Regions from separate parts of the Homo sapiens genome. Here all the other regions are linked to region 2. The links are chromatin contacts, found by Hi-C or POLR2A ChIA-PET in ENCODE. All regions are on one chromosome and are shown on one strand. The core of a region is the stretch at or near the end of the contact, and the rest is flanking DNA. Distances in the headings are between cores, read along the strand shown.

The links. A loop is a pair of places that touch in the nucleus more often than their neighbours do. ChIA-PET counts read pairs that join two places held with the same protein, here RNA polymerase II (POLR2A). Pooled maps may share reads with other maps.
Region 1: a loop to region 2 is called in a pooled map, with 10 times the contacts of the local background. The contact joins the promoter of TMBIM6 here to the promoter of LARP4 in region 2. A Hi-C loop is called at or near these places in 1 of 37 single-sample maps with no recorded cell type and 12 of 50 pooled maps. POLR2A ChIA-PET finds 5 or more read pairs at or near these places in 1 of 52 experiments (CD4-positive, alpha-beta T cell).
Region 3: a pooled map shows a loop between it and region 2 (3-fold over the local background). The contact joins the enhancer-like site here to the promoter of LARP4 in region 2. A Hi-C loop is called at or near these places in 2 of 50 pooled maps. POLR2A ChIA-PET finds 5 or more read pairs at or near these places in 3 of 52 experiments (GM10248, activated naive CD4-positive, alpha-beta T cell and naive thymus-derived CD8-positive, alpha-beta T cell).
Region 4: a loop to region 2 is called in a pooled map, with 12 times the contacts of the local background. The contact joins the promoter of TFCP2 here to the promoter of LARP4 in region 2. A Hi-C loop is called at or near these places in 2 of 37 single-sample maps with no recorded cell type and 9 of 50 pooled maps. POLR2A ChIA-PET finds 5 or more read pairs at or near these places in 1 of 52 experiments (activated T-cell).
Region 5: a loop to region 2 is called in a map of ascending aorta, with 3 times the contacts of the local background. The contact joins the promoter of PRPF40B here to the promoter of LARP4 in region 2. A Hi-C loop is called at or near these places in 1 of 168 maps with a recorded cell type or tissue (ascending aorta), 1 of 37 single-sample maps with no recorded cell type and 8 of 50 pooled maps. POLR2A ChIA-PET finds 5 or more read pairs at or near these places in 1 of 52 experiments (OCI-LY7).
Region 6: a map of CD8-positive, alpha-beta T cell shows a loop between it and region 2 (6-fold over the local background). The contact joins the promoter of POU6F1 here to the promoter of LARP4 in region 2. A Hi-C loop is called at or near these places in 1 of 168 maps with a recorded cell type or tissue (CD8-positive, alpha-beta T cell) and 6 of 50 pooled maps. POLR2A ChIA-PET finds 5 or more read pairs at or near these places in 5 of 52 experiments (BJ, PC-9, Panc1 and 2 more).

The regions. Positions count from the first base shown.
Region 1 is chr12:49,739,257-49,743,928 of GRCh38, reverse strand. TMBIM6 (transmembrane BAX inhibitor motif containing 6) reads right to left here and starts at 2,372. Exons shown (of 10, transcript NM_003217.3): 1 at 2,318-2,372. RefSeq lists enhancers at 2,116-2,435, 2,056-2,747, 2,676-2,805.
Region 2 is chr12:50,398,894-50,403,395 of GRCh38, reverse strand. LARP4 (La ribonucleoprotein 4) reads right to left here and starts at 2,511. Exons shown (of 16, transcript NM_052879.5): 1 at 2,368-2,511. The coding sequence starts at 2,385.
Region 3 is chr12:49,661,201-49,665,779 of GRCh38, reverse strand. It overlaps FMNL3 (formin like 3), which reads left to right. Exons shown (of 26, transcript NM_175736.5): 5 at 3,731-3,814. Among named protein-coding and RNA genes, the nearest start is that of PRPF40B, 40 kb to the right of the region's middle. RefSeq lists enhancers at 2,221-2,380, 1,954-2,892. Within about 2 kb of position 2,624, at least 32 of the 41 ENCODE cell types and tissues checked have a DNase peak (open chromatin) inside an H3K27ac peak, as active enhancers do.
Region 4 is chr12:51,170,431-51,174,743 of GRCh38, reverse strand. TFCP2 (transcription factor CP2) reads left to right here and starts at 1,609. Exons shown (of 15, transcript NM_005653.5): 1 at 1,609-2,443. The coding sequence starts at 2,322. LOC124902933 (a long non-coding RNA gene) reads right to left here and starts at 189. Exons shown (of 2, transcript XR_007063307.1): 1 at 61-189. RefSeq lists enhancers at 1,287-1,336, 1,429-2,176, 2,277-2,326.
Region 5 is chr12:49,620,926-49,625,587 of GRCh38, reverse strand. It overlaps PRPF40B (pre-mRNA processing factor 40B), which reads right to left and starts at 2,027. Exons shown (of 26, transcript NM_001031698.3): 1 at 1,995-2,027. The coding sequence starts at 1,997. It also overlaps a transcript of FAM186B not described here. RefSeq lists silencers at 1,812-2,311, 3,172-3,221 and an enhancer at 2,892-2,981.
Region 6 is chr12:51,215,809-51,220,761 of GRCh38, reverse strand. POU6F1 (POU class 6 homeobox 1) reads left to right here and starts at 2,700. Exons shown (of 11, transcript NM_001330422.2): 1 at 2,700-3,120. RefSeq lists silencers at 240-419, 2,527-2,676, 2,877-3,036, 3,267-3,526 and an enhancer at 2,317-2,376.

The sequences.
Region 1 (4,672 bases), core at 1,123-3,622, 660 kb after region 2:
CCAATAAGAAAATCTGTGTGAAATCAACGTAAAGTACTAAAACAAACATTAGTATTGATTTGACCAACATTAGAAAGTTAAATAGCAGAGCCAGAACCAGATTTGGGGTCTTCTGACCACTATAGTCTAGTGCTCTTTTTACTATTCCATCCTACAGTAGAAAAATAAGCTTTCATTTATATAAGCTTTCAAAAGTTTCAGCCATAGGTGAAAACAAATCTTTAAAACAAAAAAACCCTCCCAAAACATACATTGATTCCTATGACATTTTTCTGCATTTTCAGCATTTGTATAAAGAGCGCGAACTATATCTATAATCAGGGAAAATAACTTGAAAATGCTAAGTATCTAGATTAATTTTACCTTTTCTTATTCTTCAGGAGAGATGACTCTTTTTCTTTAGGAAAGGATTACACCTGTAATCCTAGCAATTTGGGAGGTCAAGGCGGGCGAATCGCTTGAGGTGTGGAGTTCGAGACCAGGCTGGACAACTTGGCAAAAGCCCGTCTCTACTAAAAATACAAAAATTAGCTGGGCATGGTGGTGCGCGCCTGTCATCTCAGCTGCTTAGGAGGCTGAGGCATGAGAATTGAATGCACCAGGGAGGCGGAGGTTGCAGTGAGCCGAGATTGCACCACTGCACTCCAGCTTGGGTAAGGGAGTGAGACTGTCTCAAAAAAAAAACATAATAATAATAATAAATAAATAAATCGCTTGAGTTCTGGAGTTGGTAAGCCTGGGCAACATGGTGATACCCCATCTCCACAAAAAATACAAAAATTAGCTGGAGCTGGTGACGTCCACCTGTGGTCCTAGCTACTCAGGAGGCTGGGGTGGATCACCTAAGCCAGGAGAGGTCAAGGTTCAAGTGAGCCATGACTGCGCCACTGCACTCTAGCCTGGGCGACAGTGAGACTCTGCCTCAAAAAAAAAAAAAAAAAAAAAGAGGAGGAAGGTACTAAACCATGTTTCCACAACCAGATAAATAACGGAAGAAGCAAACTATGGATCAAAAGTACAGATTGTATTTCTCAAGGGTTCAACTATTCTGTCCCTACTGGAGGAAAGTGGCGGCAGAGAATCTAAATGTCAACATATTCTTTAGGCCAGAACAAAAATATTAGACACAAAGAATAAGAAAACACCAAAGAGTGTAAATACAATAATTACAGAAAAAAGTGTGTATACGCAGGTCATAAGAAATGTGTTTATGCAATTCCGGTATCTTTCCAGAATTCAATTCTTAAACCACACATACAAAAGATAAACTGTAAATAAATATCAATAAGTAACTAGAAAAGTCCATTTGCCATTTATTTACCTTTGACCTTAAAATCCTTGTCTGTTTCAAGCACAGTCAGCCCTTCTACTGGGTTACACATTCACAAGTTGCTAGAACACAGTCTCAAGTTCATAGTGATTTTTGTTGTGGGGGTGGTCAATGAAAGGCTGATGACCCCAAGCAGCCCGGGCTGGCACCGGGTAGTAATTCTACACTCAGTAAATATACAAAGATACCAAAGCCTACTTGTTACCACAGGTCCAGCAAGTAGGCCCAAGATAAAAACTGCCCAACGACGCCCTTGCTGAGCAGACTTAGAAAGACGCCCACAAAACCTCAAGACCAAGCAAAGCAAAGCCACCTCACCTGCCCAAAGGTAACCAATCCGAAAAGAGCGGGGCCGCCCCGTGGGCCTGGAAGGCAGCCCCAGCCCCAGACTCCTCTCACTTCCCGCCTCTGCCGTTGGCTAAGTAACTGAGGAGCCTCGCGTGTCACAGAGGAGTGTGACATCACCCGCCCGCCAGGCCCTACCTCGAGTCTTGGCTCCGGGCCGCTCACCCAGGGTCAGCCCGACCAAAGGACCCGCCCGCAGCCGAACAGCAATCGGATGGGTGGAGTTTCGCGTTCCTTCACCTCGGAAGGACGTGCTCTGAATTCGAACGATCGAAGCTAGGCCAAGGGGCCCTGCGTCTACACTTAGTAGAGGAGAAGGAGCGGGAGAAAGGAAAAGGCGGGCTGAGAAGGGGCCTTCGCCAGCGCTCTGGGGCAGAATAGAGGCCTCGACACCCCCCAAAACCCCCGCAGACTCGCCTCCGCCCCACCCCCGCTTCAGCACTGTTGCGCACGCGCAGCACTAGTTCCCTAGCTTCCCTCCACACCCTGTTTTCCCGAGTCTGGTCTCCGAGCAGGGCCTCGTTCCTTCAGGGTGCCATCTGTCCGCAGAAGGAAGCTACTGCCACTCTTGCTCAGACAGTAACTGCTAACTCCCTTTCCATTTCTCACTCCCAGTTCGCCCAGTACTAGGTTCAGACGTACCTTCCTAACCCGCCTCTCCAAGGCCTACCAGCGCTTCTAACACCGGATGTGCTCTGACTCGCCCACTTCCGCTCCCGATCTTTTACCCGGCGTTCGCCTCTCGAGGGAAACCCCGCCCTGTGGTCCGCTTAAGACCAGTCCTCATTGGCCGTTGGCCGCACTCCTGCCTTTCCATTGGCTGTACGTGCATAAACAGCGGCTGCTTAGTTCAGAGGCCTGAGCTTGTCGATCAAGACTACTGGCCACCAACCGCCTCGAAGCAAAAGGTCTCCGCTTTCTTACCGTAGTAAGCCAGGGTCACGGTGCGCTGCTGCCTCTAGTGGAGAAAGTGAAAATGGGCCGGCCCCGCCCGGGACAGCCCGACGGCTTGTGAAGGGGTAGCGCTGCAGTCTTGGGATTCTGGCTTTAGTCTTGTCATGCAGTGTTAAAGGGGGAAAGCGATTCAGAGAACACATTAAAAAAAAAAAAAAAGCGCCCTCGCAAGGGGCGATTTACTGTGAAACTAGTGGAGCGTAAGCTTCAGAGCACCTTTGAAAACACTTCGATTTCTCTAGAGTATGCGAGAAGGAAATAGCAGGATTCCAGGAGGAAAACCAGAATTTAGGAAACCACTTTCTGGAAAGATAGAACAGTTCTTTTCAGTAAAGAATACAAATATCCAGGGTATGATTCTCAGTAGGCAAACCCAGGTATGCAATTAATAGAAGTTAATTTTCGGCTGGGCGTGGTGGCTTACGTCTGTAATCCCAGCACTTTGGGAGGCTGAGGTGGGCAGATCACTTGAGGCCAGGAGTTTGAGACCAGCCTGGCTAACATGGTAAAACCCCATCTCTATTAAAAATTTAAAAAATTAGCTGGGCGTGGTGGCGTGTGCCTGTAATCCCAACTACTCGGGAGGCTGAGGCAGGAGAATTGCTTGACCCTGGAGGTGAAGGTTGCAGTGAGCCGAGATGGTGCCACTGCACTCCAGCCTGGGAGACAGAGCGAGACCCCGTCTCAAAAAAACCAAAAAAGTTAATTTTCTATAATACAACCTAATTTTTGCTGTAGTGTAGCAGGACAAGCCGCAGACAAAACCCCTCAGACACCGAGTTAAAGCAGGAAGCGGTTTATTCCGCCAGGAGCATCGGCCAAGACTCCTGTCTCAAGAGCTGAGCTCCCTGAGTGAGCAATTCCTGTCCCTTTTAAGGCCTCACAACTCTAAAGGGATCCGCTTGAGAGGGTAGTGATCGATTGAGCAAGCATGCACCGGTAATTAGATCAGAACAGGACAGGGATTTTCACAGTGCTTTTCTATACAATGTCTGTAATCTATAGATAACATAACCGATTAGGTCAGGGGTCGATCTTTAACTACGAGGCCCAGGGTGTGGTGCCTGGCTGTCTGCTTGTGGATTTCATTTCTGCCTTTTAGTTTTTACTACTTCTTTCTTTGGAGGCAGAAATTGGGCATAAGACAATATGAGGGGTGGTCTCCTCCCTTATTCCCCCACTTTGAGACTCTCACTCATTTTATTAGTGGGAGTTCTCACCTTCATCTTCACTACCTATGTCTTCCTGCATGACAGATCGATAGTGATTTATGTAGTACACTTGTGCTGAAGCATTCTGGTGAACTAGAGTAGTGATGAAACCTTTTACCATTTGAATGAGTACAGATAGTAAATAAGGGATCAGTAAGCAGGCTATTACTACTATAATTTTTATTATAAGAGTTTTAAATCCTCCTAGCACTGGGAACCATTTTTAAACATAGCTTCAGGGTCAAATCCGTGTCACACTTGTACAGGCACATGTGCCAGTTTCGTCATGTCTTTAACTATATCTTCGACTACTTGCCTCTGATCATCTATGTGCAGGCAGCAATTGGTAAGGTTAAATTTTCCACAGACTTCTCCTCGAACTAAGATATTTACTCGACGATCCAGTCCAGCCCTGTCGATTCCTAAGGTCACACGCTCCCCTTTTTTTCCAGCGAGGATCAAGGGGATTGGTTATTACTAGCTCTAAGGGGTTACATTGTCCCTTAGTACAGGAAGAGCCATTTTTTCCTTTCTGAAGGTGGACTGGATCCTTTTCATTTTTTATCCAAGTGGCCTAAATGACACAAGACCAGTATCCACATTCATTTTCACACAGTCCTCATTCATGACAAATGTACTTATTTTCGGTCATATAGCCTTTTTCCCAACTAAAAGAGCCACATCCCCTTCCTAACTTATTGCTATTAATGACAGCACAGGCATCAAACTTCAAGGTGACTTGTTTGGGCACCCCTTTTTCTTTTGTTTTGGCTAACACTTTACTCGTATCATTTATGAGTCCTCCCCACCAGTCCTCAGTCCTTAATCTTAT
Region 2 (4,502 bases), core at 1,262-3,761:
TGTAAAAAAGTGATTTGTCTTGGTGACAAGGTCACATACACTGTTGCTGCCATTAACATTTAAAGAATTTTCACTTCTTTTCCATTTAGATTTCAGTTAGAAGCTAGAGAAAATAAACACGCAAATTTTTTTCCTCAACCAAGCTTAGGTACTTACTTCCTCAATTCTATCCAAAAACCTAGATTAAGAACCTTTGACTTATGGGAAAGTACAAAAATAATTTTGAAGCCAGAAATTTATGTTCTAGAAGTCAGACTTCAGACTTTAGCCCCCACATTATTTACACTTGAATGACCTTAGACATCTAACTTCTGAGCTTTGGTTCTCTCACTGAGAATAATTCCTCTATCATGAGGTTACAGGGATCAAATATTAGTTAACAAAACGCCAAACGACCAACATGTTGTTTTTCACTGATTTTAATACCACATATTCAGCCCCAAATATTTAAAGACAGTTAATTTTCAATAAAACTCATATGAGAAAATGAAGAATGACATAGTGACTCACAAAGAAAATGATTAATGGAGATACAACTTTTAAACACTAGTTTGGCGAGAGATACGATAGAATTTGTCTAACCTGGGGAGTCGGACAGGCCTGAATTGCTAACATCCCGTCCATGATTTGACATCAGCATGACCTGGATCTAAATCCCAGTTAAACTACTTTACTTTTACTAAGTAAAGTTACTTTAACCTCTGGGGCTCGGTTTTGTCATCTGTAAAACATATTAAGTATCGCTTTAGAGACAGGAGAAGACCTAGTTTAAACAATAAATGGAGCTGTTATTAAAACTTACATTTTAATAAAGCCAAAGGAATCAATTTGGAAGTCAAAAGTATATTGTGGAGTTCCTGTCAATATAAACTTCACAATCTTTCTTCTGCCCAGCAAAACACACACTTAAAACCTGTGGTATTTACATAGCATAACATTCCTTAAAAAAACTGGCTGGCACTGGCTTAAAATCTTATCTGATTTCTTATTCTGCCTAAGGAAAACAACAATGAGGACAGAAAACAGTAAACAGAATGAGTTCAGTAATTTTAAGTCTTTTCATGATTTCCCCGGAATGTTCCAATGAATGTTTATTATGAATGTTAGATACACTCTAATGTAGCAGTCTTTTAAAAAACTAATTTAAAGATATCAAGCTTATCGGCGACACAATATCAGTTAGTTTAAAGAGAAAAAAAAACCGTAAAATCATTTATTTACTTTATGCTGGAATATTACGGAGTAAGATTTTCCCACAACCCGGAAAAAAAAATCTGCCATAGGCTGGCCCCGGCTCCTAGATTCATTATACAACCCGTAAATTCCTTCCCTCATTGAAAAGATTCTTCTTATGGGCATAGTTAACAAATGCCAAGTTGCGAAGTTGCAGCTTTGCTGGTTTGACGTTTTCACAATGTAAGAACAATATGATCTGGAATCTACTCAAAGCATTAGCCAGGCAGTCAGCTGACGCTCACTGCACACAAGAGGACAGAATTAAGGGAAATTAAATTTCGTATTTCTGTAAGGCAGGTATCCAACTCTATCTTGAAAACTAAAATAGGCCAACAGCAGACGTTCTAGTTTAAGTAATAAAAGTGTCTCATTGTTCAAATAACATTACAAAAAACGGCTTTTCCCGGAATAAGTTTCCCTCATTCTTGGAATTTTCCTTGTAAAGGGCTTTTAATCGGTTCATAGAACCAACCCTTCATCACGCAGCTGCTGCTTGAGTAACTTTTACAAAAGGTCAAAGCGGTGCCTTTCAAGGCTTCCAAACCCTACTGGCTTCTCCTCGATTCAAAGTAACTCGCTTTCACCCACAGAACGTTCCAGAGACCTAGGGACGGGGCCCGGGCAGAATTTGGTGGAAGTTGCTCAAAAGAACTTTTCAATTTTCTTTTCAAAATACTTACCGCATTTCACCTTTCTCCATCCGTGGCCCCACATGTTGCTCGCCTCCCTCCCAGAGGGGCCCCGCGAGGCCGCGCTCGGCCCCCGGAACGCGCCCACCTGATTACCCTCTCCTCCCTCAGACTCCGCCCCCCAACCCCCCAATGCTGCCTCCTTTAGGAGGTCCATATGGGACACTTTCCCCTTCCTCTGAACCTCACCGCCACACCAGAACAGCCCTCCGTTTTTCTCCTTCAATTCTTCTCCACTACGGGCCTCACCTCCCATAGCTTCCTAGAGTGTTGTGAGCGCGCAGAGGGAAGCTGCAGGCCTGCTCGGCCCAGGTGCTGTGTCAGCCTATCTGCCGGTTCCGCGGCGTGTACGGCCCGGAAAGTCACATGGCGGTGGGACCGGCCGGCGCCTCTACACTCCTGCTCTCCTAAGAGCAGGACGAGACTAGCATAATGCACTCACCTCCACGAAAAGCAACATGTCGTCCTCTGCTCAGCCCAATCGTTCCCGCCGCCGCAACTCCAACTGGCTCACAGGCCCGCGCCCCAATTGCTAGGATAAGGACACACACTCGCCTTGCCCCTCCACCCGGCAGTGGACCCGGCTCCTCCCCTGCCGTCAGCCGCTGCGGCCTGACCCGCCCAGTCCCACCTCCCTTGAAACAACAACTGCTTCCGGGTCTAGGGAAAAATTGTTTCCGGGAGAAAAGAGAGCCCTCGGCGCGCTCAACTTTTGCACTATCTTTTCCAGCAGCAGTGTGGGATGTACTATCATCTGTCGGGGGGAACGATTAGAAGGAGACGCCATTCTGTGGCACGGGGATGTGTAAAAATCGTAATGACACATTTTATCACTTGTCAGATAGCTACACAGCACTGATAATTCCGCAGTTTTCATAGTTCACAATCTAGATTTGATTTTTAAAGCCGACCTTGGCGAAGTGTACTGAACAAACCAACCCTGCCGAAAAGTGGTGGCTCACAGAAGAAAAGTAGACAAGAAAAAAAAAACAAAAAACTATGATACTAGCAAATATGTTAATAGCAGCTAATGTATATTAAATGCTTACATTGTGTTTGGCACTATACTAAGCATTTTATGTTAATTGATCTTAAAACAATTCTATGCAATAAACACTATTATTATCATCCCCATTTTACAGTTGAAGAAGCCCTCTAGGAGGTCGGGTTTCCCTTTAAAGAACTTTGCCCCAGGCTCATTTGAATTAATTACCCATGTCACCGCTTAATATACCAGTAATAACACTTAATCTGGACAGTGTCTTCTTTGACGTTCTGTCATTAATTCAAACGAAATACAATAAAAACAAAATTTTTAAAATTATCTATAATTTTTGTTAGATGGTCCAAATTCCTTATTGTCTTTAGCAATATGTAGTAGGATAGATCGCTCCCACTTGTATGTCCTAGTTCAAACACTCATCTTTTGAAATAATCATGTCTTGGCTGGGAAGGGTGGCTCACGCCTATAATCCCAGCAATTTGGAAAGCTGAGGCGGGCGGATCACTTGCGGTCGGGAGTTCAAGACCAGCCTGGCCAACATGGTAAAACCCCATCTCTACTAAAAATACAAAAATTAGCCAAGTGTGGTGGTGCACACCTGTAATCCCAGCTACTCGGGAGGCTGAGGCAGGCGAATCGCTTAAACCCAGGAGGTGGAGTTAATAGTGAGCCAACATCGCGCCACTGCACTCCAGCCTGGGTGACAGAGTGAGACTCTGTCTCAAATATAGTAATAATAATAGTAACGAATAAAAATTGGCCGGACACCGTGGCTCACGCCTGTAATTCTAGCACTTTGGGAGGCCGAGGCGGGTGGATTGCCTTAGCTCAGGAGTTCAAGACCAGCCTGGGCAACATGGTGAAATGCCATCTCTAGTAAAATACAAAAAATTAGCCAGGCATGGCAGTGTGTGCCTGTAGTCCCAGCTACGTGGGAGGCTGAGGCAGGAGAATTGCTAGAACCTGGGAGGCAGAGGTTGCAGTGAGCCAAGATCACGCCACTGCACTCAAGCCTGGGTGACAGAGTGTGACTCTGTCTCTAAAAAATAATAATAATAAATAAAAATGAAATAATCATGTCTTGATCTTTTCCAATGGATTTTTCCATTCTATTATTTAAAAAATCTTCCCAAAGTGAAGGTTTCATTTTCACCAAACCACTGTTACTTGATTTCAAGACTTTGCCATTCTGATCTCATGAAATCCTCCTTGCTTTGCCGCAAATGGAATCTCCTCAGATACCAAATTAATTCCACCACCAAATTGCTGATATCTGTTATCTCAGGCCCACCCTAATGTGGTCCTCAGTAAATTCCCGTGAAGTCATCTCAGTGATTAAACCAATCTCCTTACTTTCCCCCTAAGATGCAAACTCATTAGCACTCACCGCCAAAGCCATGGCTCAAGGTGTTGCCCCTACCTGGATTGCCTCCATTTGTCAATCAACCTTCTCTCTCCATAAGGTTTTCTCAAAGATTCTGCTTCTACAGATCTCTTCTTCGTGTCCCTTATTAGCACTTGATTATTATATTCTATCTTAAATCTTTTCTTTTTTGTTTTAGTTTCTTCACAGG
Region 3 (4,579 bases), core at 1,375-3,874, 740 kb after region 2:
GGCACACAGGGTCTGGTGTCCTCTGAGGATGGTGTTCCTGTTCATCTTCCCTGCCATGGGGCAGAGTTGCCCCTTGAATGGCTTCTGGCTCCCCAGAGCTTTGGACTGGTTCTTTACTGGCTTTTCTACCCCCTCAGCTCTGCCAGCTGCTGACTAGATGTTTCTGGCAAGCTTGAGGCCTCTCCTGGGGTCCTCTGCCTGTGGCTTTGAGTGGAAGACATTCCCACAGCAGTTGAGACTGGAGTCTGCCTGTGGCCTGGTGCTGGGCCAAGCGAGGCTCAGAGAAGGCTGAGGGTGGGGAGAACATACTATATTGGGTAGCTGAGACCTAGTTCCCATTCGGTGACTATTTGGACTTTTTGGTGCCTGGAAGTTTATTTGCTTGTTTGGGAGAAGATAATCTTAGTTCATGAGCAGAAGCTTCCTTAAGCACCAGGAAAGATGTAAGGCACTGGGGGCAGGAGCTGAATGTTTTCTATATTCACAGACCCTGGTGTCCCCAACACATTGATAGGGCCCTTAGGAACTGTGTGAGTCTTTTTTTTTTTTTTCCAGTCCCTGAGTGGGAAACCAGGAATTGCTGAACAAGCAAAGAGCTAATGTGTAAGGTACAGTGAAAGAGGGTATTGGCCTCAGTGTTACGAAACTGTAATCAGCAAAGGTATATGCAAAGGTATATGAAAGTGAGAGAGAGAGAGAGAAAGTGTGTATATGTGTGCGTATGTGTGCTTATGCAAAAGGACAGTGAGGGACACGTGATGTAGAACTGCAGGCAGGGGTATAGACCTGATGGGAGGGCCTGGCACAAATGTCCAGTGCTTATGAGTGAGCAGTGGAGGCCCAGGTGGGGGTGGGGTGCCCAGGCTTCCTGACAGGGGGTTAGAGACAGCCAAATGACATCATTAGCCTTTCCCCTCCTGTTGTAGCAGCAGCCCTCATCCGCCCCCAGGGCAAGCCTTCCCAGGATTCTTTAGAGGGAGGGGACACCTGTGTGTAGCCAGCTGTAGCAGCAATCACAAGGGAAACAGCACAGGAGAGAACAGGAAAGGGATGGTTCCTGGCCTCAGTAACTGTGCTCTGGTGGCCAGAGTATGGCTTCTGTACCTCATCTGTGAATCAGACATTGAAAGTCAAGCTGCTGAGAAAGGTGTGGCCAAGCCTCTTCCTTTGTTTGGTCAGTCCTTCACTGACTTCACTGACTGAAGGACAAAGTGGCAGGGGCTGCTTAGTACCCCTGTGTGTGAGGGCAAGAAGGACACCGATGGCAACCCTGAGTGCTACCTGCCACCCTGAGCCCCCTACCACTCCGCATTCCTCCATAGGTCCCTTCTGTCCCTCTCAGCCCTTCTGTCTTCTTTTTGTTTATTTGTTTTTTAAGACAGGGTCTTGCTCTGTTGCCCAGGATAAAGTACAGTGACATGATCATGACTCACTGCAGCCTCAACTTCCAGGGCTCAAGTGATCCTCCTATCCCAGCCTCCCAAGTAGCTGGGAGCACAGGCACACACCCATGCCTGGCCATTTTATTTTATTTATTTATTTATATTTTGAGATGGAGTCTAGCTCTGTCGCCCAGGCGCCATCTTGGCTCACTGCAACCTCTGCCTCCCAGGCTCAAGCCATTCTGCCTCTGCCTTCCGAATAGCTGGGACTACAGGCGTGTACCACCACGCCCAGCTAATTTTTGTATTTTTAGTAGAGATGAGGTTTCACCATGTTGGTCAGGCGGTCTCAAACTCATGGGCTCAAGTGATCTGCCTGTCTTGGCCTTTCAAAGTGCTGGGATTACAGATGTGAGCCACCGTGCCTGGCCTGCCTGGCCACTTAAAAAAAAAAATTTAGTAGAGATAGTTGCCTAGGCTGGTCTTGAACTCCTAGGCTCAAGTGATCCTCCTTGAGGATCCCAAAGTGGAGCCACTAGTACCTAGCCTTGTTTTCTTGATTAAGTCTTGCTGTAGTCATCTGAGGATAGGGGTGTGCTTTTATTGGGAGAAGGCCACAGAGCAGTTTATGATAGTCCCTGCTGCCTGCCCCCTCTACCTGGTGCCTGCCCCTCTGGCTGCTGGCCAGGAGCTATGTCCAAAGCAGCGTGGTTCCCAGGCCTGGGGCCTCTTGGCAGTTGGCACACAAGTTAGAGGTCCTGGACCTGGTCCTTTGTTCCCAGGGAATAGCTCAGTGCCTGGCATTTTAGGCATGCCTGCCATCTGAACTGCGGCTTCTCTGGGTAGAGTTATGTGGAAGGACCAAGATCCTTCCTGGATTTCTGGGCAGGAAGAGTTTGTCAGATTGTGGGTGCTTCAGGGTGGCAGGAACCCAGGGCAAGGTGGGGAGAGGAGGATCCTGCTTTGGTCACAGCCTGATCAGCCCCAGGGCTTGCAGAAGTTGGGTGTGCAGGAGCAGCAGATGGGAACTCAGGTTCTGGAGAGGGATAGGCTGGGAAGTGGGATTCCAGAGCCTCTCCAGCTCCTCTTTCCCTGGTTTGTATTGGTTTCTGTGCCTTGCCTAAGCACCCTTTAACCTCTCCTCAAAGTGTCAAGATCCCGAAATAGCAGTATAGACTCAGACAGGAAATGAGAAGGGGGTGGGGAGCTGGAGAGCAGACAGACAGGAAACGGGAGGCCTGTTGGCCCCCAGAGAGGAAGCTAACTTCAGGCAGCTCCGGTGTCAGTCAGCTTCAGCCAGAGCCTGCTGCCTAATCTCAGCTGGGCCTGGTGTTGTAGCTCCAGAGTCTCTCTGTAGTTTGGGGTGTGGCTGGCCAACATGGCACTGGTTTTCCAGCTGTTGGGGAGAAAGGCCCCGCAGGGCAGTTTGGGAGGAGCTTTCCTATAAAGACCCCCAGAAATTCTGAAGGAGTAGAGCACTCTAGATTAGGGTTTCATCCTGAGCGTTTTATGTTTCTGCTATGGAATGAACCTGTCATATAACAGTTCCCTAGATTTGCCCTTGACTTTCATTCCAGGAATATCTCAGCCCAAAAGAACTGAAAGCAGAAGGGAAAATAATGCCCTGGGATATGGTCCTTAGGTGCTTTGTTGTCTACCTTCCTGGCTGAGGGGGACCCACGTACTCAGGTTGACTCTGAGTGGTCATAGACATCCTGGAGTTCCTTGAGTTCCTGTTCATCTCCCATGCTTTTTCTGGTTCTGCCAAACTCAACATGACTAAATACAGAACTTCTATACATCTCTGCTCACTGCTTTCTAAAACTCCTCTCCTTAAACTTAGTAGAGAGTGCTTTGCCCCAGGATGCCTCTGTTCCAGAGCTCTCCTTGACCCTTCCTGCTGGGGTCTTGACTGAGGCTTCAGTCAAGTTGGAGACTTGCTGGCTTCGGTCAAGCACAACTCTGCACACGGGCCTGTAGTAAATGCTCTTGATGCTTCCTAAATTCTTCCAACAAACACTGAGCAAGGACATGTGGAGGGATGCAGAAAATAATTGAGCCAGGGTCTGGCCCTTAAGGAGGGAGTACCTGAGAGCTTGTTTGTCTGAAGCACCTTCACGATAAAGCAAGTGGCATTAGAAGGGCCTGAACTTTCCCCATCCCTGACTTCCCTGCCTAGGGGAAGTCCATGACCGTGGATGGGTCTGTCATGGGTTTTGATCTTCAGAATTTTCTTAGCCTGGTGCTGGGTTCCAGGAGGAGGAGGTGTTGGGTCAGAGGCATGTCACCCCCCTCATCCTTGACCCACTTTTAGCAGACCCCTTCCACTGTGTTTCCTTTATCTGCAGGTGGGTGCGGGAATTTCTGAATGATGAAAACAAAGGCCTGGATGTACTGGTGGATTACCTGTCCTTTGCCCAGTGTTCTGTCATGTGAGTACCACCCCGGGGCTGAAGTTGGGGACCAGTTGGGGGAGGACATAGTTCCATTCTACTTTGATAAGGAAGGGTGAGAGTTCAACAATGAAGATGGAAATGGGAATCCTGGACAGGAAGGAGTAGCCCAAGCAGTGGTGTGGAAGTAGGCAGGCAAGCCCGGAGATGTCTGGGGATCAGTGAAGAATGGCACTTGGCTGGAGTAGAAGATAAGATGCATTTTGGAGAACAGGACAGAGAGATGGAAAGGGAGCTTGGAATCAGAACCCAAGGCATCCAAATGCCAAGCTGTGAGCAATCCAGGGAAATGTCCTGGCTTCTGGTAGAGATGCCTTGGTGGGATCCATTCATCTTTGCAGAGTTGAGTCTTCCAGAAGCAACTTTGGGTTTCCAGATGTGAGAAGGTTACTCCAGGTCATTGTTGAAGAACCCAGGAACAGTGAGTTCCTTTTGACCTGGATAGAAAAATGAAGTATTCAGGAGTCTTTTTCTAGCAGGCAGGGGGGCTTGGAGGCAGCCAGAAGTGAGTTAGCACAGAAAAGGCGGCCTGGTATAGTGGAAGGAATGAGAGCTCTTGAGTCAGACAAAGCTGGGTTTGGGTTTCAGTTCTGTTATTTACTATCTGTGTGACTTCAAAGCAAGTTTGTGTCTTCTTCTATGAAAGGAGATCCACATTCCAGGGTTGTTGTGAAAATTAGATGATAACGTGTGTTAAAGCACTTAGTATTATTTGGAACATACCGGGTCTGTATTGTGGTAGCA
Region 4 (4,313 bases), core at 360-2,859, 770 kb before region 2:
TGGCTTAAAGAGATACTGAATGTCTCCAGAATGAGCTAAGACTTTGATCCTAGGGCTTACCAAGGTAAGACGGCAGGTTTAAGCCTGGAGCCTTCAGAGAGATGCCTGTGGCTGAAACACCCCATACCAGCACAACATGTTGCCATCTTCATGTCAACTTCTCTCTTTTTCTTGGTTCTCTTATTCCTTTTTCATTCCTTTTTAAATTCAATAAACATGTTTAAAAGTCCTGTTGAAAGCAGGAACTATAGTAGGAGATATTTAGAACGCAAGCCTGAAAAAGACCTATTCCTTATTCTTTAGATCAATCTAGTGAGAGAGGCAGATATATACAAAAGTATAAGTCAAGGCAGATTTTAAAAAATTCAGCAACGGAATACAACAATGAACCAAGACTTTCACATAAAGGCAATGTCTTGTAACGAAAAATGCCAGGCTTTGGAATCAGCTCTGAAGCTGGCATGTCAATTTAGCTCCGGCCAATTTAAGGGCTTAGCCTTGGTTTCTTACTGATAAAATAAGAGTCATTAAATTTAGCTTTATAATTCTAATTCCAAGATCGCTTTGAGGACTACTCATAGTGTAATAAAGTTCCTAGCAGTAGTTGATACTTAATAAACAATGGCCATTATTACTCAATCCTCAAAGGAGGAAGGTGGAGCAGATAAAGTTACTCCCACTCCCGTTTACAAACGAGGAAGCTAAATCTGTGACATTAAGCAATTGTTCTGAAGACACCAAAGTAGCAAATGAAGACGCCAGCCTAAACTCTGATTTTCAGATCTTTTAAATTCCAACACCCCATACCAGCACAACAACCTTTTAAAAACCACTGTTTTTTTTTTTTTTTTTTTTTTTTTTTTTTTTTTTTTTGAGACGGAGTTTCACTTTTGTTGCCCAGGCTGGAGTGCAATGGCGCGATCTCGGCTCACTGCAACCTCCGCCTCCTGGGTTCAAGAGATTCTCCTGCCTCAGCCTCCCGAGTAGCTGGGATTACAGGCCCGCGCCACCACACCTAGCTAATTTTTGTATTTTTAGTAGAGACGGGGTTTCTCCATGTTGGTCAGGCTGGTCTTGAACTCCCGACCTCAGGTGATCCGCCCGCCTCGGCCTCCCAAAGTGCTGGGATTACAGGCGTGAGCCACCGCGCCCGGCCTAAAAACCACATTTTTACTGATCTCATGCTTTTCTGTTCAAATGCATTAGAGAGGATGCCGAAGATAAAATGAATATACAGGGAAGTGGGACTTATGCAGGGTCTTGACCTCCGGAGAGGTGAGTTTAAGGAGACAGGAGTATGGGCAGGAGCAAGCGCACACACGTAAGGAGCGTTTGGGAAGCCGTCAAGAGTCCGCCAGGGGTGGAGTGGGTTCATAAGGCTAGAAGAAGGGCTCCTTCCATGGCTCAGGGTGACGACTTGATGGGTAGCGAATACCAGAACTCTGGTAACTACACGGATACACGTTTAAACCCGGACACTTGCACGCCGGGTCCTCCCCGTGATCGCCCAGCCCATCTCGGGGGCAGAGCCGTGGCGCAGCCCGCCTATCATCGCTGCCGAGACTGACGCGGTCTCTTCTTTATAGGCGAACGACAGCGTGACGTCATGTTCGCCGGGCAGGCGAGGAAAGAGGACGCCATGATTGGTTGGCGCTGGGGCGGCGGACGGTGGAAGGGCCTGGCGAGTCTAGGTTTTACGCCTGTGCTGGACTTTCTCCTTCCATGTTTCCAGGCCGTGGGGGGCTACAGAGGGCGAGAAGTCGGCTCAGCGGAAACCTGGATTTGGTTCTAAGCCGTGGGGTTGAGAAGGGGTGACCGGAAGTGATCGTGGGACTGACCGGAAGCGAGGCCTGGAGGGGAAAGAGAGAGCGAGACCTGGGAGGGAGGGGGCCTCCAGCAGAAAGGGGCGGGGGAAAAGGTGCAAAAGCAGCGTGGGAGCGCCGGGCTGGCTTCCTGCGGCTGCTGCTGGTCTGACTGGGAAGCAGCAAGCCACCACTACGAACTCTCAAGAGGAGTGGGAGTGCGGGAGTCCAGAGCTGCCTCTGGGAAGTCTGCAGTAGTTGAGCAAAGGGGTCCTCACGTTCCTGAGAGCTGGGCAGGGGGGATTTTGGAACCTGGGGCAGCCAAGAACGAGCAGCCAAGGGTACGGGAGATTAGTTGTGCACAGAGCAGTGCTGGTCGGGCTTGGGGGTGGCTGGTGGGCACTGCGTGGGAAACCTTGGTTTGTAGTTTTCTTGGTTTGCGTTACTCCTGTTGGGTAGAATTACCCTCCGCGCCTTTGTACAAGACACGGTGTCTCCTGGGGCAAGGAAGGAGCCAGGATGGCCTGGGCTCTGAAGCTGCCTCTGGCCGACGAAGTGATTGAATCCGGGTTGGTGCAGGACTTTGATGCTAGCCTGTCCGGGATCGGCCAGGAACTGGGTGCTGGTGCCTATAGCATGAGGTGAGTGAGATTTTCCCAGACCCTACACCTTCTGAATAACAAAGGCGGATAGACACTAAGAAAAGGGGTTGAGTGGGAAGGAGGTGTATAGAGTTTTAAAAAGCTGTTTACGATTGGGGAAAAGGGACTTGTTCTTTTGTCGCTTTGAGTAGTTAGTGTTGTGGAAGAAATGGAAAAAGCGATTGTAGGCGATATGAAGCCTGTGCAGAATCAGTGGAAGAAGGAAGTGGTCCCTGATTAGTAACCAGATGAATGTTGAGAGGCTTTTGTGCCAATGTGGGAGACTTGGGGACTGATGGTGTATGTGTGGGTAAGTCTGACGTTGTGTGAAGAAGGGTTACATATAGCATAGGAATGGTATCTAGGAAGTTGGGAAATTGGGAGCTGGTGCTTAATGATGAATATTGGTTCGTTTCTTGTTGGAAAGATATGGAAGTCCTTGATGAAGAAGTCCGTACAGCTCTATCTTACCACTAGCTTGCTTTAAGACTTTACTTAATTCTGGGATTTCTGACTTTTAAAACATAAGCTGTGAAATGAAAAAGTGACGAAGAAAACTTAAGATGCTTCTGGATCTTTATGTATCAAGCCAGTTGTTGATAACAGATGAAAAATCTCCTTTCGGCCGGGTGCGGTGGCTCACGCCTGTAATCCCAGCGCTTTGGGAGGCTGAGGCGGGCGGATCACTTGAGCTCAGGAGTTCGAGACCATCGTGGCCAACGTGGTGAAACCCCGTCTCTACTAAAAATACAAAAATTAGCCGGGTGTGGTGGCGCGGGCCTGTAATCCCAGCCACTCGGGAGGCTGAGGCAGGAGAATCGCTTGAACCCGGGAGGCGGAGGTTGCAGTGAGCAGAGATGGTGTCATTGCACTCCAGCCTGGGCAACAAAGTGAGACTCCATTTGAAAAACAAAGCAAAACAAAACAAAAACTCCTTTGAAAGCAACATTATTGCCTATATAACTTGTTGCATGCATTGGCTGCTTCATTCCTCCAGTATAGTTTATTTCATTTATAGATGTGTAAGAATCCTGTATGGAAATGTTGAAACAGCTGCATCTTAGGGGTAGATGGACTATAATTGGGTTTCCTAATGCATTATTAAGACTTAATCTAAATAAGTGAGTCAAGAGACTAGAACTTAACATTTTCATTGGGTTTATGAGTTCATAGGGGAAAGATGCTTTTTAGGGGGAAAGTAGATGCATTTTTCATTCTGATAATGAGATCTTTTAAGAGTTATATAAAGTTCCTTTATTCCTGCCAATTCAAAGTAGACTTACCTCACTGAAGTAAAATTATGAGTTAGAATTTAATACTTCAGGCCGGGCACGGTGGCTCATGCCTGTAATCCCAGCACTTTGGTAGGCTGAGGTGGGCGGATCACGAGGTCAGGAGTTCGAGAACAGCCTGGCCAACATGGTGAAACCCCGTCTCTACTAAAAATTCAAAAAATTAGACGGGTGTGGTGGCGCACGCCTGTAATCCCAGCTACTTGGGAGGCTGAGGCAGGAGAATTGCTTGAACCGGGAGGCGGAGGTTGCAGTGAGCAGAGATCGCATCATTGCACTCCAGCTTAGGCAACAAGAGTAAAACTCCGTCTCAAAAAAAAAAAGGGGGAGAGAATTTAATACTTCAGCATCTTCAGGAATCTTTACTTAGAATAATAAAGACTATTATTCTAAATAATAATCATGCCTGTAATCCCAGCACTTTGGGGGGTGGAGACTGGAGGATCTCTTGAAGCCAAGGAGTTCAAGACCCGCTCTCCACAAATAAATCAACAAATAAATTACCCAGGCCTGGTGGCATGTTCCTGTAGCCCCAGCTACTCAGGAGACTGAGGTGGGAGGATTGCTTGAGCCCAGGA
Region 5 (4,662 bases), core at 778-3,277, 780 kb after region 2:
CATCTAAGGGGCATCTCAGAACTTAGCACTCAGAAGAATAAAAGGAGAAAAGGACAAGAATGGAGAGGCAGTAGGAAAAAAAACAGAAAGAGGGAATGATAACAGCTAATAGCTAATATTTACTGAGCACTTATTATGAGCCAGATACTGTGTCAAACACTCATTTAATCCTGGCAACCATCTCAGAGGTTATTATTCCCATTTTACAGATAAAGAAACTGAGGTTCAGAGATTAAGTAACCTGACCAAGGTTCCAAGACATTAAATGGGAGAGGCAGGTTTGGAATCCAAGCAGTCTGACTCCAAAGCCTGTGCTTTCAACCAGTTCACAAAGCTGCCTCCCAGCAAGGATGATGGCGCCACAGATGATACTGCTTACATTCAGATACATTTCCTTTTTTCTTTTTTAACCCCAATCCTTACACAATCCAGAAATCCTCAGCGAGCCAGGTGTTCCCAAGGTCTGCTTGGTCTGACTCATTCCCACTTCCTGAAGATGAAGGCTGGGAGGCACATCTCTCAGAAAGTGGTAGCCATCATCAAAAAAAAGGCTGAGAGACCAGCTGGTTACCCTGTGATCTACCTGCGGCCCTTCTTCAGCTGCCCCAAACAGCACCTGCCCTTCCGTTTCAAAGACCATCCTAGTTTCCAACTTTCCTGGACCAGCCCTACTCTTCCTCTTGCTCCCCAAAGATCTGCCTTACTAGAAAGTATCTTCCTGTTGCTTTTTTTTTTTTTTTTTGAGACAGAGCTTCGCTCTTGTTGCCCAGACTGGAGTGCAATGGCGCGATCTCAGCTCACCACAACCTCTGCCTCCCGGGTTCAAGTGATTCTTCTGCCTCAGCCTCCAGAGTAGCTGGGATTACAGGCATGGGCCACCACGCCTAATTTTGTATTTTTAGTAAAGACAGGGTTTCTCCATGTTGGTCAGGCTGGTCTCCAACTCCTGACCTCAGGTGATTCGCCCGCCTCGGCCTCCCAAAGTGCTGGGATTACAGGCATGAGCCACCGCGCCCGGCCCCTGTTGCTTCTTTCTGATCCTGCCATCTCATCACTCTCCCTCTGAAGAAGCGAATGTTACTTTTGGTCTCCATCATTGTGGAGTTAGGTTTCAACCTCCTCCTCTCCTTAGAGTTCTTCCATCCCTCCAACAGGATAAGGCTAGCCAGCCCCAGCCCGGCAGGCTTTCTGTCTACCATCCCCCCGCACCCGTGGGGATTTCTCCAGCCCCAGCCCAAGGCCTCGCCTCCATCTTCATCCTTTCCTTTGCTTCCCTACCAAACCCATTCTCCTAAACTTCCTCCTCAAAAACCTATTCATTTAGACCCTGGAAGAGATCTGGGATTTAATTTTCATGCATTTCCTTTTTAAAAAAATTGATGGGAAATCTGAGGCCCAAAGAAAGGTAGTGACTTGCCCAAGGTCACACAGAGTCGTTAGTTTGTTGATGGCCTGGGCTGGGAGCCCCTTTCTTCAGAGGCCCCCTCTCCACCTCAGGAGACAAGCTCTTGCAAATGCAGGAAGGTGAAGCAGGGAGTCCCCAAGTGGTCTGAGGAGCACCCAGGCTTCCAAAGGGAACGGGCGCTGGGGCTGGGGGAAGGGCATGTCGCACACCAAATATCCCAGGAGGGGAAACTGGTCCCCACCTGTCCCCTGGTCCCCTCAGTCCCCTCATCTCCGCCCTCTCTCTTCTTTCCCGATCTTTCTCCGCGAACCCACCCCCACCTCTCCCAATCCCACTCTTCACCCAGTCCCGCCACTCTCGCACCTTTCGCCCCCGGCCAGGCTCCATCATGGCCTCCCCCGCCCCTTCGCCCCCAGTCCCCGCCCCCATCCCCCCTCCCGGGCTCTCTTCCCTCACCCTTGGCCTCCCTCGCCCTCCCCGGGGTCCCAGCTATCCCCAGCGGCCTCCCCGCCCCATCGGCCACGGCCCGGGCCGCAGGGGGCGCTGTGGGACCGCCCCGAGCCCCTCCACCCCCGCGCGGGGATGTTACCATGCCAGAGCCTCCGAGCAGCTGGGCCGGCTCAGCCCACCCGCCAGTAAGAGCCGCTCTGATTGGCCAGGCCGCAGCCGGGAGGGCGGGGCCGGCGGGGGGTCGCACCCCTTCGTGGCCGGGGCTCCGGTGGCTCCCGCCGGCGAGCGGGGCCCCAACCGGCCCGGTGTGTTCGGTCCCGGCCCCGCCCCCCCGGCACGGAGAACCAGGCCCCGCCCCCGCGCCGCCGCGTCCCGGGTCCGCCCCCCGGGGGGCGGGGCACGCCTGCTCCCGCCTCTGACTGACGGTCGGGGGCCGGCGCCTCTGCCTCTCCCCGCTGCCTGCGTCCTGGCTTCGCAGTCGCCGGCGCTCCAGGAGCCGAAGCGTTCACGCAGTGTGTAGGGTGCCTTTGCGCTGCACAGCGAATTTAATTTGCTGTGTAGCTCTTTTACAGTACTTTTAAGTTAGTTAACTCCAGAACTATTTGTTGAGCACCTGTGAGGTGGCAGGGTCTGTCTCAGGGACTGAGCACACAGCAGCTTGGAAAAAAAAAAAAAAAAAGACAAATCCCCGAAATCACGCCCTTGTGGGGCGTACACGTGCTTCTCGCGTGACCCTGAAGTTCACTTTTGGGACCTGGCTCCCACTGAGCGCTGAACTCATGAGAGCAGGGCCCACTCTTTGACAGAAGTTAAAAATGTGAGGTACATGCTTGCTGTGCGGCTGAGGAAACTGTAACCTGGAGCTCTGCGGGGAATGCGCTGAAGGCCTTGGGGCTGGAGAGTGACAGGCCCCAGGCACACGGGTGCAGAAAGGCGCTGACCGCCAGCCTGCAAAGCCCCGCAAAAGGCGCTTCCTGTTCCCTTTATTCCCCCCTCACCTGAGCCGGGACTCGCGTGATGCCGTGCTAGGTTCCTGAGAGCCAAAGAACTCCGGAGAGGTAGAAAAACTCCTGACACGAAGAGTTAGAGGTGACACCTGGGAGGAAAAGGAAGTGGGATTCACCCTTGTGGGCTGCTGTAGAGAGAAAATGCTTTGTGGTTTAATCAAAATGATACCCACATGGTCTCAAATGAAGGCCCAGCTCTGCGGTTTTCTTTTCTTATTTGAGGCAGCGTATTGATCTGTCACCCAGGCTGGAGTGCAGTGGCACAATCAGGGTTCACTGCAGCCTCAGCCTCCTGGTCTCAACCGGTCCTTCTCCCTCAGCCTCCGAGTAGCTGGGACTACAGGCGTGTGCCACAACGCCCGGCTAATTTTGTAACTTTTTGGAGACGACGTCTCCCTGTACTGCCCACGCTGGGTCCTGTGGTTTTCAAACTTTTGGGGGAGGTGGGGTGAGGAGACTGGCGCGCGGCCCGCAGCCGCCGCCGCGGCAGGAGAGGGGAATGGAGGGGGCGGGCGGGGGGAGGAGGACGGACCACCGGCGGCCTCTCCACCGCTCCCACCTTCCCCCGGGGGCTGCCGCGATGCCAGCGCAGCTGGGGCGATTTTCAAACTATTATTGAGATCTCTAAGTATAGCAGAAGTGGTCCAGAGGTTCCGTGAACTTTCATGAATTGCATTTTTATTTTTTAAATGCTTTTCTTTTCTTTAATGAAATATTTCTTAGAACATGTACACACATATAGAATCGAATAATTGTACCAGATTTGTTAAGACAAACAGCAGAGCCCTGCCCCCATCGTCTTCCCCTCTCTGGAGGCAACGTTTTCACCTCTTTTAGCTGTTTCTTCTGGCATTTACCTTCACATCTCCGGCCTTCCCCCAGCTGCAGCCCTCCCCACAGGGCAAGGGGTCCAAGGGGATTTGCCCATGCAAAGCACACTTGCCCAGGATTAGACCATATTCTGAATACCTAGGACCCTGGAATTCCCTGCCCAGCTTCCTCCTTGGGTCTGTCCTCCCCAGGGAGACCTTCTGTTTTTTCCTGCACAAACTTTTATTTTTCCTGGAATTAATAATCTTGTTTTTTAAAATCATTTATTTTCTATGTATTTCTCACAAACTCTACCTCAAATTCTTCCCCCAGTTGCTTAAATTTCCTCTCAGAATATCTAGATATAGCAGAGAATTCTCTCCATTTCATCTTCTTGAAGACATCACTGCTGGAGACTGCTGACCTTCTCCAATCTGACTGTTCATCCCCTCACCTTGCTGCACATCTGGCAACCTGGCATCTCTTTTCTCATTCTCCTGGGCATGTTCTTTGCCTCATTCTTTTGTTGTTGTTGTTTTGTTTTGAGACAGAGTCTCGCTCTTGTTGCCCAGGCTGGAGTGCAGTGGCTCACTGAACCTCTACCACCCGGGTTCAAGCTATCCTCCTGCCTCAGCCTCCCAAGTATCTGGGACTCCAGGCATGCGCCACCACACCCGGCGAATTTTTGTATTTTTAGTAGAGATGGGGTTTCACCATGCTGGCCAGGCTGGACTTGAACTCCTGAGCTCAAGTGATCTGCCTGCCTCGACCTGGCAAAGTGTTGGGATTACAGGCGTGAGTCACTTTGCCTGGCTGCCTCACTCTTCTGTGGGATTTTTATTTGCCATATTCTATGCTTTTCTTTTCTTTTTTTATTTTTTTGACATGGTCACTTATTTTTATAACAATACATATACCATGTTATCACCATGGAATGTAAATTCAGGTTAGACAAGAGAATTTCACAAGTGTAATGGCATTCTGTAGTAT
Region 6 (4,953 bases), core at 1,451-3,950, 820 kb before region 2:
CCCCATCTCTACTAAAAATACAAAAATTAGCCGGGCATGGTGGCGTGTGCTTGTAATCCCAGCTACTCAGGAGGCTGAGGCAGGAGAATCACTCGAACCTAGGAGGTGGAGGTTGCAGTGAGCTGAGATCACACCATTGCACTCCAGCCTGGGCGACAGAGCGAGACTCCATCTCGAAAAAAAAAAGAAAAAAAAAATTAGCTGGGCGTGATGGCACGCACCTGCAGTCCCAGCTACTTGGGAGGCTGAGGCAGGAGAACCACTTGAACCCGAGAGGCGGAGGTTGCAGTGAGCCGAGATCACACCACTGCACTCCAGCCTGGGCGACAGAGCAAGACTCCGTCTCAAAAAAAAAAATTTTGTTGAGTGACAGAAGCCAAACACAAAAGATTGCATATTGTCTGATTCCATTTATGAGAAGTTCAAGAATCAGCTCAAGTAATCAATCTATGGTGACAGAAATCAGAATAATGGTTACTTTGGGAATTTATGGCCGGTGAAGGTACATAAGGGAATCCTCAGGTCTTGGAAAGGCTCTATATCTTGTTTTGGGTGGGGATTACATGGATATATATATGTGTGTGAGTATATACATGTATATATAGACATGTATATATGTATACACGTATCTATACACGTGTATATATGTATACACACACACGTACATATGTATACACACACATACACGTACATATGTACACACACATATACACGTACATATGTATACACACATATACACGTACATATGTATACACACATATACACGTACATATGTATACACACATACACGTACATATGTATACACACACATACACGTACATATGTATACACACACATACATACACGTACATATGTATACACACATACATACACGTACATATGTATACACACATACATACACGTACATATGTATATACATGTAAAAATTTATCAAGGTATACACATACTGTGTACATGTTATGCCCCAATAAACACAGAAACAAAAAGTAATATATGCTCATCAAATATTTAAGCAATGCAGAAGTGTATACAACATAAAGAAAACCGTGATTAACATTTTTATGTATGTCTCCCTGAACTCCTCTGATCACATCCATATTTCTTTCTTCAAACTGTCGCTGATATCCATGCTATCCAAAGCCTTTGATCTATGTGTAGCACCAAACCAAGTGACATAAATGAAAAGTTTCAACCTTCATGTGACAAAGTTCAGCAGCAATACTGAGCCCCTCCTTCACATAAAGAGTAGTGGGAAATACAAACATGAGTAAGTCACAACCAGTGCTCTCAAAGAATTCACAGTCCAGGGAGAGAAACTACAGGGACTACCGGCCAAACAAAAACCCCAAGAACTGTAATATCAAGCCACGCAGTAGAGTTTCACAGGGCCATTAAAACGAGTTCAAACTATTGTACAAGGAATGACACCTTACAGTTGTATAGAGCTTGCAGCTTTCAGTTTTTTCACATACAGGCTCACAAACTTAACCCTATGAAGTAGTCATTATAAATGTCATTATAAATATTATCCTTGTTTTATAAGTAATGAAGAAGTTAAATTACTTGCCTGGACGGCTAGTGGAAGAGTTGGGACTAAAACCTAAGTATTCTGACTCCTAATACATTGGTTACTCATAAATCCGCCGCCAGCAGTACCTGCTCACTTCCAGATGGAAACAGCAAGCTGATAACAGCCTAGTCCACTGGCCAGGTTAACGACGAGGCCGGGCCATTCAATGCCCTTCCACCACGAGGCCTTACGGAGCAGTCCCGGGGAGGACTGAGGCCTCCAACTGCATTCTCACACTGCCTCTAACCCATCTACCTCTAGCTATCCTCAGACCACCAAATATCGGGAGAGGGTGGGAGGGGGAACAGCCTAGGATGACAGCAGGTGGCCTCAGTATTGGGATCCACATTCACTGGATTTACAGAGCCTCCTTCCTTCCCAGTTCTTCTCTCCATTCCCACGCTTCCACTTTGGTCTTCCAACTTTTTCCTCTTTCAGTTGTCCACCACTTCTCCAATCTGCTTTCCCTCAGCCACCCACATCCACCCCTTTTCTGGTCCCCTCTCTACCTTAAGAAGCTGCTAGAGGTTTTTCACCATTCCACTGAACTTTGTCTTTCTGTTCACATTTCCTTGTCTACTTGGACAAGAAGGCCGGAAATCTGCTTTTAGACAACACAGCCCACGGCCGCCACCGGGTGAGAGACCTGGGACCCTTCGCTGCTTTGGCGCTGGGGCACAGCTGTTCAGAGGTTCTCCACGTTGGCTGAGCGATGTCTGAGTTCCCCCGCCTTTCTAGGGAGGGAGGGATAGACATAAACTTGACTTTCAACATTGAGGACAGTTGACTACCTAGAGGAAAGGCGGTGGCCGGGAGTCACCGCCCCAACCCTCAGCTGAAGGCCATGTGGCATGGAGGGTCCGGACTCCAGCTCCTACTCTGGCACCTTCCGAAATGAAACCACCTCCGCGGCACCTCGGAGGGGCTGAGTAACCAGACCCACTGACCGTCCATCCCTGTCCCGGGAGAGAGCCTCCGGGACCTCCCGCTCGGCCAGGGCCAGAGGGTCCCCTCCCCACCCCCACCCCTCGCTCCTGGCTCCCGTGCTCCCCTCCCTTCCCTGACCGCCCTCCCAGCCCGCCGCCCCCGGCGGCTGGCGCGGGCGGTGCAGCATGCGGCAAAGCTCTTTGCATAAATTATGCTCATGACGCAGCAGCTAAAAAAATCCAAGTAGCAGAAGGAGGGAAAAAAGGGGGGGAGGGAAAAGGGGGGGGTCGTGGAAGGGGGAACGAAGAAAAATATATACCTGACCGCCCCCCCACCCGGCTTCCCCTTCCCGCTTCCCGGCCGTCCCCTCTCCGCCCGGCTTAGCCTGCGGAGCCCCCTTCGGCTCTGCCCAGCCCAGGCTGGGGGCCTGGGGGCGGCGGCGGGTCCCGACCAGCTCCCGGGCCGAGCCGAGCCCAGCCAAGCCGCACTGGCTTCTTTGTCTGCGGGCGGCGGCCGCCGTGGCCCCGGCCCCGGCCCCGGCCCCCTGGCCCGGGCTGTGAGATGAATCTCTAATCGGTGGCCGCCAGACACCCGCGGCGAAGGCGGCTCGGGCTCGGGCTCCGGTAAGTAGCGGGGTCCGGGGCGGGGAGGGGTTTGCACGGAGGGGGAGGGGGCCGGGCAGGGGAGGTTTCGGGTTTGGTTAATATGCAATGCCCGTAATTAGCATAATTTATATATTTATGATAAAGAGAAAAAAAGCCGCGGGGCCGGGGCGGCGGGATGCTGGGCCGGGGCGGCGGGGAGCTGCGGGAGCGGGACAGCGCGCGGTTGCCCAGCTGGGGCTAGACACCCGGGGGCCGCGCCCTCGCCCGCCCGCGGGCCGCTCTGGACCTGGAGCGGAGGGGGCGGCCGCCAGGTGGACCCGGTGGGGAACCCCGACCTGGCCCCTCCCCGTTTCTGCCCCTGGAGCCCTTGTGGGGTGCGGACCACAGGGGACGCTCTGTACACAGAACCAGTGGCGACCAGAAGCGGATCCTTGCCTCTCTGGAGAACACGGACGCCTGGGTTCCCGGCGGTTAGGGCCAGCTGGGGCGGCCAGGGTGACCTGTCACGGTTCTCCCGAATGAACAAACTCCGGGACGACCGGTGGGACCCGGGGGTAGGGACCCAGGCGTTGCTGGAAGGGTGGGTCAGTGATGGGAGGGCCACCTTCTAGCAGAGCATGAGCACTTCATAAATATTTAATATCGATATTATTATTAATAAATAGTCATAATAATGGGCCCGATGCAGGCTCCCTGGGCAGGCTCACCTGGCAAGGCCAAGGGAGCTCCCAGCATACCCTCTAACCTCCACTTTCGCGGCAGAATACCCCACTCAGCCCGACTGGAAGCCTAAAACCTTCACAGAATAGCCTCTGCGGCTGGGCAGGGGGAAATCAGAAGAGTTCGGGAAGCATTCCTGGGCCAAAGAAAAGAGGCTCTTTGCAGAGATTTTTAACCTCATCTGCCCTTCCCAAATTCCTTGTTCCAAAAGTAGAGGGCTGGTCTTCAATTGTTCATATACATGTGTCCCATGCCCCTTATTTAGCAATCTAAGGCAGCCACCATTGACTGGCAGAGGCCTTCTGAGGAATAATTCCATATATTCCATTTTCATTCAAGTCCTGGTCCTCAAAGTGATACTTCTGTGACCTGGTACTCCGCTTATCTGCTGTAGAACTTCATTTCTTCATTAGTTCAACAAAAATACCCACTCAGTGCCATGCTCTGAACAATTCAGACAAAACTTCTATCATGGAGTTTTTATTCTGGGGGTGGACAAGTAGATGCTAAACATTAAAACTAACAAGGTAATACCATAGAGTGATTGTGTGTCAGTGTGTGTGTATGTAGCCATTTATTCTGTTTTGTTCCTGGAAGTACTAGCTGGCAGTTAAGAAAAGTGACTCAGAAAAAATTTGCTCCTGTAAGGTTTTTCTGCATTTTGAAGGAACTTGGGATAAGCTCATATTCTTGTCCCCAAGATTTACTCACCATAAAATTATCAGAGTAATCTTTTACATTTTCTTTTTTTTGAGACAGAGTCTAGCTGATTTTTTTGTATCTTAGTAGAGATGGGGTTTCACCGTGTTGCCCAGGCTGGTCTCGAACTCCTTAGCTCAGGCAATCCAACCGTCTTGGCCTCCCAAAGTGCTGGGATTACAGGCGTGAGCCACCGTGCCTGGCCATCTTTTACATTTTTAAAATGCTTTATAATTTAAAACATTTTTATATGCATGCTTTACTTCAGTTCAAAATAATAGCAATGATAATAACAAACATATATATAGTGTTTGCTTCATGCTAGGCCCTGTTTTAAGTGCCTTCCATAAATATTATCAATTTAATCCTCACAATAACCCATGAGGTGGTTACTATAATTTGGTTCCATTTTGGATAAGGAAACGGAGGCTT